2 separate regions of the Homo sapiens genome follow, and region 1 is linked to region 2. A link is a contact called in ENCODE POLR2A ChIA-PET data. All regions are on one chromosome and are shown on one strand. Each heading gives the region's core, a stretch centred on a gene start or an enhancer-like site at or near the end of the contact. The rest is flanking DNA. Distances are from core to core; before and after follow the strand shown. Region 1 holds the start of ABL2 (ABL proto-oncogene 2, non-receptor tyrosine kinase). Region 2 holds the start of PRDX6 (peroxiredoxin 6).

Evidence for each region. ChIA-PET counts read pairs that join two places held with the same protein, here RNA polymerase II (POLR2A).
Region 1: POLR2A ChIA-PET joins it to region 2 with 10 read pairs in OCI-LY7. The contact joins the promoter of ABL2 here to the promoter of PRDX6 in region 2. POLR2A ChIA-PET finds 5 or more read pairs at or near these places in 2 of 52 experiments (HEK293T and OCI-LY7).

The regions. Positions count from the first base shown.
Region 1 is chr1:179,228,039-179,232,687 of GRCh38, reverse strand. ABL2 (ABL proto-oncogene 2, non-receptor tyrosine kinase) reads left to right here and starts at 3,011. Exons shown (of 12, transcript NM_007314.4): 1 at 3,011-3,447. The coding sequence starts at 3,291. RefSeq lists a silencer at 3,096-3,505 and an enhancer at 2,961-3,717.
Region 2 is chr1:173,474,850-173,479,390 of GRCh38, reverse strand. PRDX6 (peroxiredoxin 6) reads right to left here and starts at 2,056. Exons shown (of 5, transcript NM_004905.3): 1 at 1,899-2,056. The coding sequence starts at 1,993. LOC100506023 (a long non-coding RNA gene) reads left to right here and starts at 2,236. Exons shown (of 3, transcript NR_037845.1): 1 at 2,236-2,759. RefSeq lists enhancers at 1,858-2,017, 2,515-3,051 and a silencer at 2,088-2,257.

The DNA.
Region 1 (4,649 bases), core at 1,762-4,261, 5.8 Mb before region 2:
TTATTTATTTATTTTTGAGACAGAGACTCCCTCTGTCACCTAGGCTGGGGTGCAGTGGCGCAATCTCCTGTCACTGCAACTTCCGCCTCCTGGGCTCAAGCAATTCGCCTGCCTCAGGTTCCCCAGTAGCTGGGATTACAGGCACGCGCCCCCACGATTGGCTAGTTTTTGCATTTTTAGTAGAGACGGGGTTTCACCATATTGGCCTGACTGGTCTTAAACTCCTGACCTCAAGTGATCCGCCCACCTTGGCCTCCCAAAGTGCTGGGATTACAAACATGAGCCACTGTGCCCGGCCCATTAGGTGAAAATTTTAGACTTAAGACTTTGTACGTAATGAATGAGAGGGAGAGTGTGGTCAAAGCAATGAGAGAAGCAGTTTCTTTGAGTGAGTTGCTTGGTGCTAAAGGTGAGGAATCTCTAGGAAGAAAGGGCTAGTAGCGGGAGAAACCAGCGCAGAGATGCCTAAGCTAACACTGTGTCTTACATAACGCTGTTTATATAGATGAAGGGAAGAGGTAGATATGAGAGATACTGTAAAACTGTAAAAAGTATGGCAATAGCCTAGAAATGCAGACTGGTGAAGTCAGGGATTGGTGAGGCATTACTCACAAGCTCCTTCCTTCTGGAGAGAGTGGTGTTGCTCCTGTGATAAGGATGATGAGGATGAAGAGTATCTGTGTCTTCAGCACGCCTTACTGCTGTTGGTGATGTGTCTGATCTTTTATGCTGGCCTCTGGCCATTGCTCAAATTTATATATATATATATATATAAAATTTGAAAAAGTTAGGCTTGTAAAACCTAAAACCATTATGTTTTTTGTATTAATAGTATATGCATATATGACACCAGTTATATGCCAAATACTGTTTTAAGTACTATACATATATATTGACTAATTTAATTTTCACAATATTCCTATAAGGTAGATACTATTTGTTATCATCATCAGTTTACAGATAATGTACTGAGACACAAAAAGGTTATGTACTTTGCCCAGATCAAATAGTCCATAAGTATCAGGGCCAAGTTATGAACCCAAGCAGTCTGGCTTCAGAGCCCCTGCCCTTAGCCACTGCACTCTACTGCAGGCTGAGCAGCCCTTATCAGAAATGTTCGGACCACAAGTGTTTCAGATTTGGGAATATTTACACACACATAATGAGATATCTTGGGCATGCGACCCAAGTCTAAACACAAAATTCATTTATGTTTCATATACACCTTTATACACATAGCTTGAATGCAATTTAATACAATATTTTAAAAATTTTGTGCATGAAACAAAGTTTATGTTAAGTACTTACGTGAAATGTTCCACCTCTGGCATCATATTGGTGCTCAAAAAATTTCGAATTTTGCAGCATTTTGGATTTTCAGATTTGAGATGTTCAACCCATATATTCATCTATCTTTATATAGTATGCATGAATTAGCAGAGAAACCAAACCATTATCCCCAAATTAAAATTTTCTCCCATAATAAAAATCAAACAGTAAACCAAATTCCGGCTCTGTGACATCTTTATCCCTTTCGAATGAATTTTTTTCAGTAGTTGCAAACACTGGGAATTAGAAGAAAAGACAGGTATTTTAAACACAGGGAAACTTTAATCCAAATGGAAAGTTCATATTTTATCCAGTGTTTACACATAGTGTTTCCGTTCCCATTTTGGAGTTAATTTCAGTTATTTCTGGCTACACCCTAGATGGCAATGGAATAATTTCATAGTGCTTTTACAACAGGCAATATCTACGTCAGTGGATGGTTCATCTAAGGTCAACCTGGTTCAGGAAAGATATGCAAAGGAGAGCTTCATCCACCTCTTCTCCCAACCCTACATTTCCAGTGGTTGTTTTGTTCCTTCTTTGCAGTGGCTCCCGTCCTGTCTAATTTAAGCAAAATTTCAGTGTAGTACCTCCATTAACTGATACTTTTTATAAAGCAAATTGGGAAGCCAAAAGAATAACAGGAGAATGATCAAGATTTGAGAATTAAAAAAAATTGAATTAAGATGCAAGTAAACACAGTGGGAGAGGGGGATGGCGAGTCAATTGTATATAGTATATGTGTATGTATAAAACGCTTCTTTTCTGCCTCATTCACTCTCTTTAGACTGCATAAGCTAAAATGAGTAAGTTCTGACTCAGAAACAGGGTCAAAGATATATATTTTTTCTCCTTTGTCATCAAAAGAAGACCTGACCACGTGCACAGTGTATAAAGGATGCCAGTGGGAAGATTAACTTTACTGTCAGGCATTGTAAGGAAACAGAAACTCACATATGGTGAGATGGTAAAGGAGTTCAAGAGGAATTCATGGTAATATAATATGAGGAATGGGGCTACAATTGCGTCCCCAATGAGACTATAGAAGGCACACAATCCAGGCCAGTGCGATTTAACATCATGAAATAATCTCCAAAAATTAAAATCAAATAAGGTAGCATTTTACTCTCTTCTTGTAAATTTTATACCATTTTAATTTTTACTGGAGGCCTGCTGCTGACAAGGGTGTTTAAAAGAGATCCCCCTGGGTATTTTAGAGCTCCTTAACTGGATGGCAAGGACCAAATAAATGCCTTGTGCTTTTCTGCCCCACCTGTGCCTGCACCTGAGCTGCGCACGCGGTGGCACTGAGCCCTCGACTCACTCATTTGACAGGTGGAGGTGGGATGGGGAAGGCCGGAGACCGACCAACCCCAAAGGCGGTAGCGTGTGGAGCCGAACGCGGGAGGGGGTCGGCTGAGGCGGATTGAGGGGGGGGACGCCGAGGTGCGGCGACAGGACGCGGAGGACGAAAGACCTCAAGCAGCGGTGGCCGGCAAATGAGGTGGGCACTGGGGGACCCACCCTGCGAGGAGGCGGGGGCGGGGACGGGGGGCGCGGCGCGGCAGGGCGGGGCGGCAGCCGGGAAGCCCTCCTTCCCCGCGGCGGAGGTGACTGGCGGGCGGGGGGCGGGGGGCGGGGGGCGGGAGACGCTCTGTCCCACGCTTTCCCAGCGCTCGGTGGTTTAAAGATGGCGGCGGCGGTGGCGGCGGCGGCGGCGGCGGCGTTGGGGGCGCGGAGCCGCGACAGGAGGAGGGAAAAGCAGAATCTGTGAGTCGCCTGGAGGCAGCGCGGCGGCTGCCGTGAGGAGGCCGGGTGCGGAGCCGCCGGTGGCCCAGCCACTCAGGGCCAGGGCCTGGGCTGGGAGGGAGAGACCGGAGCAGCGCCAGGAGCCCGAGGCCGGAGCCGAGGAGGAATGTGACCAGGGGTCGGCGGGGGCGCGGGAGTACGCGAGAGCAGGGATGGGGCAGCAGGTGGGCCGCGTCGGGGAAGCTCCGGGGCTCCAGCAGCCTCAGCCCCGCGGGATCCGGGGCAGCAGTGCAGCCAGGCCCTCCGGCCGCAGGCGGGACCCGGCGGGGCGCACCACAGAGACCGGCTTCAATATCTTCACCCAGCATGGTGAGTGTGTCTGGGAGCCGGCATGAGAGCGTGGGGGAGGCCGGGGGTGGGGTCGGGGCGGGGTGGGTGGCGGACGGGCTGCCCGAGGGGTCGGAGGGTGGAAGGTGCCTGAGAGTGGGGGCGGAATCCGCTGCCATCTGGTCCAGTCCTGGGAGGCGAGTCACACCCCTCCCCCCTCGCGTCTCTAGCCTGGCTGGCAGATCCCGGGGGCGGAGAAGGAAAGAGAAGTGGGTTTGGGGACCCTGGATGGTCTGTCCTCTACTCTGGGACGGGACTATGCGGCTGCAGAAAGAAAGTGAATGGCAGCTTCAGGAGAGGGAAGGATGAAGGGCAGTATTAGCTCAGTCCCAGAGGTGGGAGCATAAACCCGTCGTTAGTGAAGGGGAAATGGGTTGTATCCTAAGGGATTGGGAAATGGGAACTGAATTTCAGGAGATTGTGGAGTACAAGGTATGTGTTTACGTTAGGTGATGAGCAGTGTCAGGATAGTGAACTGTGGACAGTGTCAAATGCTTTTCTGTAGGGAAGATGAAGTTAGCATCATCTTATCACTTTTGACATGCTTTTGTGGTTTATTTTGTTTTGTATTTCGTTTTTACTAGAAATGAAAGGCTTTGCCAAAGCCTCTGTACTATGCTTCAGAGTAGGACACACAATTCTGAGATTGCTGGCAAGGGCTAGAGGTTGGTGGGCATGGTTAGGACGTCAGTCAGGATATGAACAAGTTTTCCTTTGTAGTGTGTGCGTGTGCCCATATACATACATACATGTATGTATGCTCCCTGTAGTCTGAAACCTATTATTTTGATCTCATTGTCAATGTATTTTTAGAATAGTTGTCTCCAAACTTTTTTTGTCTTGTTTTTTTGTTTTGTTTTTGTTTTTGTTTTTTTTGAGACAGAGTCTCGCTTTGGTCCCCATGATGGAGTGCAATGGCGGGATGTCGGCTCACTGCAATCTCTGCCTCCCGGGTTCAAGTGATTCTCCTGCCTCAGCCTCCCGAGTAGCTGGAACTGCAGGTGTGCACCACCACGCCCGGCTAATTTTTGTATTTTTGGTGGTGGTGGGATTTTGTCATATACTCCTGACATCAGGTAATCTGCCTGCCTTGGCCTCTCAAAGTGCTGGGATTACGGGTGTGAGCCACCACCGTTCCTGGCCCAAACTCTTTTTTTTTTTTTTTTTTTTTTGGAGACGGAGTC
Region 2 (4,541 bases), core at 807-3,306:
GAAAATTGGAAAAATCAGGCAAAAATCCATGTGTTATAAACATATAAAAGGCTCAAACTTCTCTTCCCGGTAAGGTAGGGAATACTATACCTGATCCTAGGCAGACTTGTATATTAGTTAATAAATGCAGATATTTCTACCGTGTTCCTAACTATGGCTCCCTGATAAAGTACCACTTTTGATCAAATCTAGATGGATCTAGAGGCCAATAAACATTAACAAAACCCCAAAAAAGTATGGTTAGCTTAAAAAGTGACAGCATTTATAACTGTTGGCACAGTAAATACGTTTTATGCTAATATTTAATCTATACAAGCTAAGAGTTCTGGAAATAGTTTATGTTTCATGGGGATGGGGGATGAGGGCTGCAGGTAGAAATGGGAAGGAACACAACTCTAAAAATCCCAAGGATTGCTGGAGAAATATTACTACCTAGATCCTAAGTATAAGAATGGCCATAAGCTGTATTTCTAAAGTATTTTTCTGCATTCAAGGTTTGAATATTCCATTTCTCAACCTTTTTCTGGCCTAGTCCTATCTTTCACAAAGCTTAACTTTTCCCTATTCAGTGGCTGGAAAAGGGACTTAAGAGGTTATAAAGGGTTGGATAGGCATATGATGTGTAAGAATCTGTCCCTGGTTCTCTGCACAGCCCTGTCCAATCACTGATTAATTTCATAAGCCTGTCTCCCTGGATACTGTATATAAAAAGGATATAATCTGGGGAAGAACTGTTGTCAAGCCTTGGAGCCCCACAGTGTAGTGGGACCACTAGTACTCCAGAACCATAATATAACTAGACATGCCTGGAATGCTTCTGATGAAAACTAAGCAACTTCCAGTTTGCTGATTCAGGAGCTGTTAAAAAAAAAAAAGGGCAACACCGATTTACTACTCCTATCCATAATGGTAAAACTGCCAAGTCAGATCACAGGTCATCAATTTGGCTATCATCAGCAAGCTCATGTGCTAGAAGCAAGGTAGAAAGCGGAGGGGACAGTGAGGGGCAAGCCACTGGAAAACAAGAGAGTCTCAAAGTTGGGGAGTACACGTGTCCTGGAGCCTGGAACGGCCATCACTAGCAAGAATAGGCCACTCCAGCGGAACAGCGTCAGAAAGTCCTTCCCTCCAAGTGTTGCAAGTTCTGGAATCTCTGAAGGCACACCTACGCAGAGTGTTCTTGGCTCTTCCTAAAGCTGTTATCAAATCATATCTTGGCCATTGGAGGCGGCTCTGGACAAAAAGTCTTTCGGCCACCTACTTGGCAGCTAGTGGTTTTAAATTTCACATTTTGTGCCCAGAAGCCTGCAAATACCACTGCACCCTCAGATGATACGTTGGCCTTCCTGTAACCTATAGCCAGCAGCTGTGTCCTCCGACTTTGGCTTTAGACACCCATCCTCCCCAGGGAGCAAATTCCAGAACGGAGGGTGGGAGGGCGGTGCGACCCTGGGCACTAGTCCGGGGAAGTGATCGTCAATGCCGCCCCGCCCCTGCGCCCTCGGCCTGACCACGCTACCTGCACAGTTTACTAAGACGAGTTAAATGGACAACAAACCCTCCCGCGGGCGGTGAGTTTCCAGAACCCGCAGAACACAATTTTATCCTCCCCACCCCCCACCTTGGCGTGGCCTTGCCCAGCCACGCCGGAGGCGGGGAGGCCAGGAGGGATCGAGTGGCCCGCGCAGGGCAGGCCGAACGGGTGCCAGCTCCCAGCAGCGCAGCCGACGCTGAGCAGAGGCCACACGGCCTGGCGCGCGCCGGAACCAGTGCGGGGGAAGGCGAGGGCGGCGCAGGGGGCTGAGCGGCCGGGAGGACGGCAGGGAGAAGAAACAGGGAAGGCACCTCCGAGTCCGGCGCAACCGAGGCCAGGACAGGGCTACGCGGTGGCCACTTACGAGTCTCCCAGAAAGTCGTGGAAACGGATGCGGCCGACGGTGGTATTGGCCTCAAAGTTGGGAGCCACGTCCCCGAGAAGCAGACCTCCGGGCATGGCGACGGTGATGAGGGGGCGCCGCTGGGACAGCAAGCAACCGGTTGGTTCTGGCGAAGAAGCAGCCTGTCCCAGCGCGCGGAGGAATAAACGAAGGCGCGAGGGGCGGGGACTGGGGCGGCGGGGGCGGGGCCGCGGGAGGCCGGCCGCTGGGGGCCGGGCCGCGGGGGCTGGGCTGGGCGCGGGGCGGGGCGGGGCTGGGCGCGGGGCGGGGCTGGGCCGGGCCGGGCTGGGGCCGGGACGCGGCGCGAGCTGGACTACCGCGGTCGCTGTTGGTGGCGCCGCCGGGCCTGCGACTAGGTGGCATCCTTCAGACACTATAGGCCGTCTCTGCACACGTGATGCGGGGCTCGGTCACGTTGCCCCCTGGAAGCTTGAGGATGCGCCAGGTTTGACTCTGCAGGGCGTACGCGCTTTAGGGATGGAAGGAAGAGGAACGCGGCAGGAAGGCGAGCCCCAAGGTGGAGAATCGCCTGGGCGCGCAGGCTGCGGCGGCTTCGCACAGCCGCCCTGGGCGCTGCACGGGTCCGCGCGCACCCTGCTGCGCACCCACTCGCGGCCAGCTCCCTACAGAGGAGTGGAGTGACTGCTCGACTACCACCCCTCTTTTAGTGTGAGCGTCTGGAGTCCTGACCGCCCCAGCCAGCCCAGCTACGATGAACTGTCTAAGAGGATGTGGCAAGACCCAGAAGTATGGGTGACCTTATGTCAGAGGAAGTGGCTTTCTTATTGCAGCAAAAATTCCCGTACCAATGTCAGTGCTAGGGTAATGTAACTAAACTTTTATTTATTTTTATTCTGCCCTCCCCTTTCTGTTTGTTATGAACCATAAAATATTCAACACAATTATCTTGAAATCTAAATATAAAATTTAAAACATACTCTTTGAGACCTACTGTGTGCAGGTCAACTCTGTCACCCAGGGAGGTGGGCGGCTTAGATTCATTTATTTGCTATGAGCCAAGTACAAGGTAGATAAGATGCCTGTCCTCTTGGAGCTTTCCTTCTTGTGAAGGGAAACCGGTGACAGACAATAAGCACACAAACCAAAATATGTTAGACAGCAATCAGTCGTATTCAGAGAACTAAAATAGGGTTATGTGCCTAGAGGGTGACTGGGGGGCTGCTTTGGTTTGGGTGGTCTGGTCTGGGAAAGCCACCAGGATAATGTAGGTAAACTAGTCAGCTCACGGTAGGTGCTCTGGAAATGGTAGCTATCGTTTGGATGATGACACTGGCTCATGCAGTAACTCTTGCTTTGCCTGCTGTGTGCTGGACACTGTGCCAGGCCATACAGTGGAGAAACACAGTCCCTGCTGTTACAGGGAAGGCATATTTATATGCAATTATAATAAAATGTAGGGTAAATTCTGATGGGGGAAGGTGTAAATGATTGGAGTTCAGAGATGAGAAAAATCCTCTGGATGGGGCTGGCAGGTTTAAGGCAGGGGCATGGCAATGTTGAGAGTAGTGACTCACATACTGTGATTTGCGTTTTCATCACAGTGATGTGTTGGTGCGTGCATGCTAATCATATTTACCGAGTTCTTCAGTGACCCAGGACTTGCAGTAAGATTACTGGTAAAAATTTCTAGCCACTTCACAAAACCGTTTAAAGCTAATGTAATTTAATCTCTAATTTGGCTCCAAGTTTTAACAGCTCCTTGTTTTAACTCCCTTTGTAGGGAAGAAAGAGAATAGTTGGGAAAGAAGAGTAGTTTGGCCTAAGGCACTGTTAACAATATGTTGTGGAAATCAGCTAGAAAACACAATACTCTATAAATATGGAGAATGAATACAGAAACAGATTATTGATGTCTGTCAAAGGCATAATTATATTATTGTCTGTTGTAAATTAAGCAAATATAATAAAATACTCATTAGAATTTACAGTGCCAGAAGCTGTACACTGGCAATGCTTCTGCACTCTGTGAACTTGTTTGCTTTAGACTTTGGAGCATTTTAAATTGTCTTGAATTAGCTGTCCACTGAAGGGGGCCAGCCCCTCCACGCCTGTGGGTGTTTCTCGTCAGGTGGGATGAGAGACTGAGGAAAGAAATAAGACACAGAGATGAAGTATAGAGAAAGAACAGTGGGCCCGGGGGACGGCGCTTAGCATACGGAGGACCCGGCACTGGTCTCTGAGTTCCCTCAGTATTTACTGATCACTATCTCTACTATCTCGGTGAGGGGGATGTGGCAGGACTATAGGATAATGGTGGGGAGAGGGTCAGCAGGAAAACATGTGAGCAAAGGTCTCTGTGTCGTAAATAAGTTTAAGGAAAGGTTCTATGCCTCGATGTGCACATAGGCCAGATTTATGTTTGACTTTACACAAACATCTCAGTGCAGTAAAGAGCAGTATTGCCTCCAGCATGTCTCACCTCCAGCCATAAGGCGGTTTTTTCCATCTTAGTAAATAGAATGTACGTCGGGTTTTACACCGAGACATTCCATTCCCAGGGATGAGCAGGAGACAGATGCCGTCCTCTTATCTCAACTGCAAAGAGGCCTTCCTCTTTCACTAATCCTCCTCAGCACAGACCCT